Regions from separate parts of the Homo sapiens genome. Here region 1 is linked to region 2. A link is a contact called in ENCODE Hi-C or POLR2A ChIA-PET data. All regions are on one chromosome and are shown on one strand. The core of a region is the stretch at or near the end of the contact, and the rest is flanking DNA. Distances in the headings are between cores, read along the strand shown.

Evidence for each region. Hi-C counts contacts between places; a loop is a spot of excess contacts on that map. ChIA-PET counts read pairs that join two places held with the same protein, here RNA polymerase II (POLR2A). Pooled maps may share reads with other maps.
Region 1: a loop to region 2 is called in a map with no recorded cell type, with 3 times the contacts of the local background. The contact joins two enhancer-like sites. A Hi-C loop is called at or near these places in 2 of 168 maps with a recorded cell type or tissue (heart left ventricle and mammary epithelial cell), 5 of 37 single-sample maps with no recorded cell type and 7 of 50 pooled maps. POLR2A ChIA-PET finds 5 or more read pairs at or near these places in 1 of 52 experiments (OCI-LY7).

What each region holds. Positions count from the first base shown.
Region 1 is chr1:186,760,433-186,764,970 of GRCh38, reverse strand. No RefSeq gene overlaps it. Among named protein-coding and RNA genes, the nearest start is that of PLA2G4A, 66 kb to the left of the region's middle. Within about 2 kb of position 1,595, at least 2 of the 41 ENCODE cell types and tissues checked have a DNase peak (open chromatin) inside an H3K27ac peak, as active enhancers do.
Region 2 is chr1:186,616,190-186,620,850 of GRCh38, reverse strand. No RefSeq gene overlaps it. Among named protein-coding and RNA genes, the nearest start is that of PTGS2, 62 kb to the left of the region's middle. Within about 2 kb of position 2,355, at least 10 of the 41 ENCODE cell types and tissues checked have a DNase peak (open chromatin) inside an H3K27ac peak, as active enhancers do.

The DNA.
Region 1 (4,538 bases), core at 346-2,845, 140 kb before region 2:
CCACCTCTGGGCTTCCGCGGCACCCCCCCACCCCGCCCCAGCTATGATTTCCCTACCCCTGCCCTGCTCATTCTGGGTGGTCACTGTGCAGTGACTGAGCTGTCTTTCTCCCCAACACCAGACTGAGGGCCCCAGGAGGGCAGAGCCAGGACTGTCTCAGTCACCACCCTAATAGTGCTGTCTTCAGCACTGTCAGGCTCAGGGGCAGGCACAGAGCAGGTGTTCTTCAGGTGGGTAATGAATGCATCGTGAAACATCTTGGGATGAGGTGGGATTATCTGATACTCTTGGTATATTCAGATGACCAGTGAGGATGTGCTAGAAAGCCTGGATTCCTGTGGCCCCTGTACATCCGTTATGGTTTTGGCTACCTCCTGGGGCCCTTAGGGGATGTCCCTGGAAATTGTGAGATGAGATATGCAGGTCCAAGATCAGAAAGTGTCTTAGCCATCACTGTCCACAGCTACCACCATCGTCCCCTCTACCTCCATGAAAACTAGCACAGATATGGCAGTCCCTGGGCCCAGACTCACGCCCTAGACCATCTGCTCCTGCTTTATCCAGAGGTTCAGACACAGAGCCCACCGCTCTGCCATTCATTCCTTTAACTAAGGTGTTTTGAGCTACTGCTACACGCTAGGCTCTGTGCTAATGCTGGGGACACGGCTATGGACAAAGAAGACCCTGCTTTCTTGGAGCCCAGGTTTCTAGTTGAAGGTAGGATAGGGAGGTGGAAGATGGACAGGGACAAACAGTATACCAGACAAATAAGAAAAATGTACAGTATGCATGTAAAAATCCACACATGGTGATAAGTGCCACGAAGAGAAACAAAGCTGGGGAAGAAGATAGGTGGGAAGGTTGCAATTTAGTAGAGTTGTCTGGAAAGCCTTCTCTCAGGAGGTGACATTTGGACAAAGACTTGAAGGGGGAAAGGAAGGGACTCACACAGATACAGAGATGATTGTTTAAGATAAAGGGACAGCCAGTGCAAAGGCCCAGAGGCAGGAGGTGGCTGAGTGGGTGAGTGAGGGGAGAAGGCTGAGAACAAAGAAGCAGGAAAGGGGCCAGATCATGCCAATCCTTGGGGTCATGGTAAGGACTCTGCCTTTTCTCTCACTGAAGTGGGAGCAACAGGAAAGTTACCTGTTTATTGAGGTATAATTTAGATACCTTGACATCTACCCGATGTTAATATAGAGTTCAATGGCTTTTAGTGCATGTACGCAGTTCTGCAGTACAACCATCACCACGGTTTCCTCTAAGGACACTCCTATCCCCTCAGAACATTCCCTCTTCCCCTTTGCAGTCACTTTCCAGTTTAACCATCAACCCCAGACAAGTATTGAGGTGCTTTCTATCTCTATAGTTTTGCCTTTTCCAAACATTTCTTATTAATGAAATTAGACCCCTGCAAAAATCCTGTCTAATATAGTTTTTTAGTACTTATCCTCCAGTGGTGAATGTCAACAATACACAAAGAGATGGTAAATCAAACTCTCAGCAGTGTCGTGTCACAGTTTGGTTAGTAAACTGTGGCATAGACAGGTCAAATAAGTCACTGTAGTCATGAGATGAGTCAATCACAGCAAGAAAAGAAAAACAGAGGATATGATATTGAGACTTCTATCTCCCATTCTCCATTACTTCTTACTGTGTAAACTTTTCACCCTACTAAACCCCTCTCCAATGAAAACAGCCTTAGGTAGGAAATCCCAATGTTTCCAGATCAACTTTGGAAAAGAATGCCTTGTATGTTTGTGTTTGATAACATTGTTATGGTTACTAAAAGATCAGCTCATGTTTCTGGAATTCTCTAGGACTCCCCAATGCAAAGGCAAGTCTATTTGTGCACACAAGCTTCTTGGTTTAATATTTTCTTTAACGTCAGGTTGCTATGGAATAATATAAATCAGTGAATTTCCTTAATATCCAAGCTAGTCTAAATTGGTTTTAAATATGATTAAATGTAAATGAACAACACTATCAGCAATTTTTTCCCCTGTAAGCTGTTTTACAAAAGAATACATAGTTGTGACTGCACAAGCACCCTTCAGAGACAAGAATGAATTAAAAATGGTAGAGAGTTAAAAGTGGTCACCTTAGCAAAGTTGTCTGATTAGACTTTCCACTCTAGTTGTTTACTTTGTCAACCTTTCTGCTTATGCTGCTAGACTGTGATTCCCAGGGCAGGAAATTCAGTGACTACTGATAAATGACTGTTGAATGAATAGGCCTTATTTCCATATATAACTATAGAAATTCTAAATTTGAATCTATAACAGGGAAGAAATAAAAGGAAGCAGAAATCTCAATCACTTACTTAGCCAATTGATTTATCGATCTTTACCCTTCCACGTATATTTTTTTGGTTAGTATGATAACAAAAAGTGTATGAAGTTTTGCAAGGTATTACAAGACAAACTTTCAAATACTAGTGTATAAGGTCTATTTTCAAGCAATTCATAGAATGGTCAAAATATATTAATCTCACAGCCAGAGGGAGACAACACACAGATTAAATTGTCAGGTGCAAACAGAATAGGGTCTTATGAGTGTTCTGTAAAAACAGGTAGAAATAAACAGGCGCCATATTTAAAGAGAATAGTAACATTAATGAACTATAATCTCCATTACATTTCAGATGTTGGAGTTATAATAAAAATTTATATAGAAGTATCTAGTACCAGCATTGATAGTCCAGAGCTATCTTGGTCCAGTAGCTGCAGCCGCAAGACAGCGTGAGGATAGAGTAGAGTTTATTATTAGTGTTACAAGAATTTTTGTGTTTGAATAAAATGAGAAGACCAAAACCAAAGCAAGAACAAATTTATGCAAATGTCACATGTTTCATTTAAATTGGTCCTAGTATTTTATGATCCAAAGAGAATTAATCTTTTTACTTTAAAATACTGAAGATGAGATCAGTGATTTATTCCTAATGGAGAGAGATACACAATGTACTCTTGAAACAGGTGACTTTGGACATACAGTCAGATCTAGGAAGCACACAAAATAAAATTGAGACCATCTGGGAAATGTTTCTTAAGCAAAAATGAGTAATGTCTGATATTTAGTAGACAGGAGATGGAGTATCTTTTAACAACAATATAAGTCATACCAACAATGAATGCATAATACTGGGCTTTTGATCTTCTTTACTTTTTTTCCACCTGAAAGACAGAGGGTACACCACAAAAATCAACAAAACTCACACAAGATATAAAAAAGAAGGTAAATCCATTTGTTTTAATTGAAGATATAACTTTTCACTATCCCCTTTCCAATACCAGCCTCTATTTCCTATGAGAGGCAGGATACTGCATTAGCTAAGATCAAGGCATTCAGCATCAGATAAATCTATCTGAAATTCAACCCTGCAACTCATCAGCTGGGTTTCTAGTAGCCCCATTTTCAAAGTCACTTCCTCAGTGTGATTCTGAGTTTCTTTGTCAGTGAAACAGAAAACTGAGAGTTGCTAGAAAACTAAATTAACTCATTCAAAGAGCATAAAATAATGAGTGACTTGTGACAAATATTCAATGGCATGGCCTAAATATCTATTAAAATTAATAATCAGAATTATAATGAGAATAAAGATACAGCAAAATGGACCTGAAGAATGTTGATAAGTGTCTGTATTTACAGATTATGGTAAATGCAGAGAATTATCCCATTTTAACTACAGAAAACACATTCTTCTAAGTGATTTGAACATTTATAACCACCAGATATAGCTGGCCTCTTACTGCTTTTTTTTTAGTGCTATACAAAACACTAACACATTTTTACTCTTTAATTTCCCTTTTGAAGCAGTCATCAAACTATAGGATGTATTACAAAACAATTAAGGCTACATTTTCTATTGCATGATCTATATTACATTCATATCTTCGGGCTGATATTCTTTTTCACCTTGAGTAAATTTAGAAAATTTGTGCCCAACACATTTGCAAATCATCCCTGCAGGAGGCCAAGCTCTTTCATTTGTATTTTTACTCTCACTGATTTTAATATCAGAAGATGCCATTTTGTTTTTCTGATTTTGCTTTAGCTTTTGCATGGTCCAACACAATTTCATTTAATGAACTTCATTTTAGGAGGAATATCATTAAACACGTATCTAATTTATTACCAGACCATTAAACTATTTGACAGAGACTAACTAAACTTTTTTTTCTCCAGCTAGACTCATTTTTTAAAACAACTTTTCAGTTAAATGTGGTCACATAATTCAGTTTCTGGTTGTTAAATGTGGGCCAGAAATTTCATGTGCCATTCTTATCTCCATTAACCAGCAGGATGTCAATGCCCAGGAAGACTTCAGATGCCACACACTGAAGAAAGCAGAAAGTAACAGGCTTGTGATTGACATGATTCCGTGGAGCAGGACCCCTACCTCTGTCACACATTGGCCTCTACATGACTAAGAAACAAACCACTTGTTAAGTCTGTGAGATTTCAGGATTTATCTTTCACAGCCTCTAGCATTCTTAAATAATATGGAAATTGGTGTTAGGTACAGGTGCTGTCACACA
Region 2 (4,661 bases), core at 1,106-3,605:
TTCCAGAAATGGAAACTGAATCCCAAAGTGATTAGGTAACTTGCCTAAAGTCACAGAGTCAGTAATTAATAACAGAAGCAGGATTCACACCACTAGGCGATCTTGCTGTAGAGCCTCTGCCCTTACCCACTAGACTCTGCCAGCACCCTGTGTGACAATGTGAGAAAAGCTGTAGCCAAATGGAGTCAATAAATGCCACATTGCAGCTGATGTTGGCCAACTGCAAAGGAACCTAGGCATGTGGAGAAAAATCCTTGTGAGTTGTCACTGGGAATGTAGACTGGTATAGCCATTACGGAAAACAAGATGGAGGCTTCTCAAAAAATTAAATATAGAACTATCACATCACCCCGTGATCCCTCATCTTTGCATATACCCCCCAAATTTAATCACCACCTTGTAAAGATACCTGCACTCCTGTGTTCATTTTATTTTATTTATTTATTTTAAGATAGAGTCTTGTTTTGTTGCCTAGACTGGAGGGCAGTGGTTCTATCTCAGCTCATTGCAACCTTTGCCTCCTGGGTTCAAGCAATTCTCCTGACTCAGCCTCTGAGTATCTGGGATTACAGGCACCTGCCACAACACTCAGCTAATTTTTGTATTTTCCTGTGTTCATTGCAGCATTATTCACAATAGCCAAGATATGGAAACAATCTAGGTGTCTGTAAATGGACAAATGGATAAAGAAACTGTGTGTGGTACATACAAAACAATGGAATATTATTCAGCCCTGAAAAAGAATGAGACCTTGACCTTACTACAAATGGATAAGCCTAGAAGACATTATTCTATGTGAAATAAGCCAGACACAGAAAGAAAAAATATTGTATGATTTCATTTATATGAGGAATCTAAAAAAATTTTCAAATATACAGAAGTAAAGCATGAACAGTGGTTTAGTGGGGGTGGAGTGGTGTGAAATAAGGAGATACAGGTCAGAGGACACAAAGTACAAGATATGTAGGATGACCAAGTCTAGAGATCTAATATATGACATGAGGACTGTAGGTAATAACATTGTATTTGGAATTCATGCTAAATGAGTAGATCTCTTGCCCTCAAAATAATTTTTTGTTTGTTTGTTTGTGGGTTTTTTTTTTGAGATGGAGTCTCACTCTGTCACCCAGGATGGAGTGCGGTGGCGTGACCTCTGCTCACTGCAAGCTCAGCCTCCCAGATTAACACCATTCTCCTGCCTCAGCCTCCCAAGTAGCTGAGACTATAGGTGCCCACCACCACGCCCGGCTAACTTTTTGTATTTTTTAGTAGAGACGGGGTTTCACCCTGTTTGCCAGGATGGTCTTGATCTCCTGACCTCGTGATCCACCCGCCTCGGCCTCCCAAAGTGCTGGGATTAAAATAAATTTTTAAAAAAGGTAATTAAGATAATGTATATGCTAATTTGCTTCACTCTAGTAATCTTTTTACTATCTATATGTATCCCATAACATCTTGTTAAATACCTTAAATATACACAATGCAATTTATATATTAAAAATAAAAATAAAAAGACCTGGGCCATAGCTGTCAGCACCTAGCCTATTGTGGGCAGTAAAATATTGCTCATCTGATTAAGTTAATGATTCAAATTTTGCTTGGATTTCTATTTTATAGACTTATTTTTATTTTATGTTGTATAAAAACTATAAGGAAGTGTAAGAAATTTAGTCCCCATTTATATTTGCATGCATAATTTTTATGATAAAAATAATTAAAATCAATACAAGTCTCAAATAGTGAACAGCTTTATTCATATTTGGGCAAGCTTGACTGTTTCTAACAGATAAATGGGATGTGAGGGGCCAACATATCTGAGTAATAAATTAAAGGATGAGTAAGTGCATTAACACTAAATGAGTGAATCATTAATTAGGTCCATAGGGAAAATGTTTTGTTAAAAACCCTCAATCCCTCCTGTATGAGAGATGCTTTTGCCAGATGATATTAACTTATTGAATTAAACGAGCGTGCAGTTTTCCTCATCCATTCACACACAAAAAACACCCACCAGATTTCCACAACAAAATACTTCCTCTTTGTCTTTGGGGGCAGGTTTTCAAAATGTCCCGAATGTGCTCTTGGAAGCAAAGCCAGTTGGAATCAAGGCTCTCTGGTTGGAAGTCTTCTGAGACTTTCCTTGTGCAATCCTGTGTGTAATTCAGCATTTGAAAATGAAAACGCATTTGGAGTTTTCGGTGACAATGACTGCATTGCACAAGTCTCAAGCTGCTTTCGATCCCTTAACCACTTCCTCCTTACAGGGATTGCCTGCATTTCCTTTACTGCACGTTGTGCGTTCAGAGGCACCGTGTCTGCCTATTAAGAGTGTCTCACCTGCTGAACGCTGTGACACTGAACTTGGCACCCAGCCTGCTGGACAGAGACCGGGCCCTAACTGCAGTGGCTCAATACTGGAAAGCTAATTTGTATGAAATCCTGAAACTACAAGTCTTTACAAATATAATCTATTATATATAAAATATATTTTTCCCAAACATAGCCCATTAAAAGCCTTGTCTGCAGATCATCCGCCTGCCCCAGCCCCGGAGTGGCTCCTGTTGGGGTTCACTCTGGATGGATGACGCTGGCCACACCCACCACAGGTCCAGTGGAGTTCGACTTCACCTCATCTGCTGCTTGGAATCGTCTGTTATCTCCTAAGGAGTCCTAATGATTCCCCACAGAACTCTCCCATACTTTTTTACTTCCTCTAATTCAAATCAGCTCCCTCTCATTGCCAAAACCCGACCCATCCACTGTCCATCCACTGCCCTCTGTCTCAAAACTGTAGATCAGCACTTTCAGATGGACAAACACTTTGTTTTAGTCTGAGGGGAATAGTGATCAGCTCAAACGAAGTCCTTTCCTGACTCCATCACACAGTTGTTTTTCTCTCCATTCTCCCAGAGTATGCTTTAGACCTCTTTTTCTTTCTTTCCTTTTTTTTTCTTTAACCTGACACAGGTATTGTCATTGCCTCTTATAAAATTTAAAAGTCCTGGGTTCCAATTCTGTCTTTTCTACTACCCATGCAATCTTGTTAAAGTCACCCAATCTTTCTGATACTCAGTTTTCTCATCTGCAATGTATTAATAATAATCACAATAAAATATAGCAATAGTCATAAGATCTAGCACATAGAGAGCTTACTCTGTGCCAGGCACTCTCTTAAGAGTATGTATGTATACGAATATTTCAATAATGTAGAAGAATGATTAAATAATTTTTAGCATAACCATACCACAGAATACTAAGTGGCCATTAAAAAGAATGAGATGTGGGCCAGGCACGGTGGCTCACACCTGTAATCCCAGCACTTTGGGAGGCCGAGGCGGGTGGATCATGAGGTCAGGAGACTGAGACCATCCTGACTAACACGGTGAAACCCTGTCTCTACTAAAAATACAAAAAAATTAGCCGGGTGTGGTGGCAGGTGCCTGTAGTCCTAGCTACTCGGGAGGCTGAGGCAGGAGAATGGCGTGAACCCAGGAGGGAGAGCTTGCAGTGAGCCGAGATCGCGGCACTGCACTCCAGCCTGGGCGACAGAGCAAGACTCCATCTCAAAAAAAAAAAATGAGATATAAAAACATGCAAATGTATTGATGCTAAAATAATAAGTAGAAAATCAAGTTGCAGAACAATATAACATGATCACTTACATTAAAACTACATTAGACATATAAATAACATTTCTCTCTGCTTATATCTATAGATCTATCAATACATTTACACAAGCACACATATACAGTGTGAATTTTCACAAACCATGTATTTATATGTCTGTATAGATTAATTTCTCAGTGATCATTTTAAAAACAATGAATAGAAAAAATGACTATAAAAAGAAAACCTGACTTTAACAAACATATCAGAACTGGCAATTTAAGTAAATTAATGTTGTGCTCATGAAAATAAAAACTGGCTAGAAATTACCTTAATTCCAATAATAATTTTAAAAATAGTTTTCATGTACCCCTTTAAGAACTGCCAACTAAGTCAGGATTGCATTTTTCTGAATATCCCCAATGACAGCATAGATTTCTAATTTGGGGATGTTTGATTTTCCTTTTTAACAGACAGTGGTCATTTGTCATCACAGCTGATGACTATAATTGCTAATCAGTCTGGGTAATGCTAATTTTGGTCAAAACTGTATCACAGACTTCTCATTATTATTCAAAGAACTGTAATTTTTAAGGGATATTTCAGAGGCAACACTTCACTCCTTTTACAGGACACAGAGCTTCAAAAATGTTTCCAAAGTCTATTTCAAAATAATAGGCCTGATTATGCATTGTGGGAAGAAATCAACAGGAATAGTGTGCATAATATAAAAAAAAAAATCAGCACTGACTTCATCTGTAATTTTATGCACCAGTGTAACCAATGACTTTCTTAGTTTTGAGGTCATAATAGAAATGCCCCCATTTCTTCACCTATCAAAGATTAAAACATTTTATTCATTTTTAATTTTTTTAATCTATTGTCCCTTGAAAAATTTTAGCAAAATCAAGAACTTCATACACTTTACTTAACACTCAAATTTTATTTCACAAGTATCTCAGAAATTGTTATTGTGGTCAAGATTTTTGTTGTTGTTGTTGTTAGTTATTATTGATTTTGTTATTTTTGCAATGTTTTGGCAGTCTATTTACTTA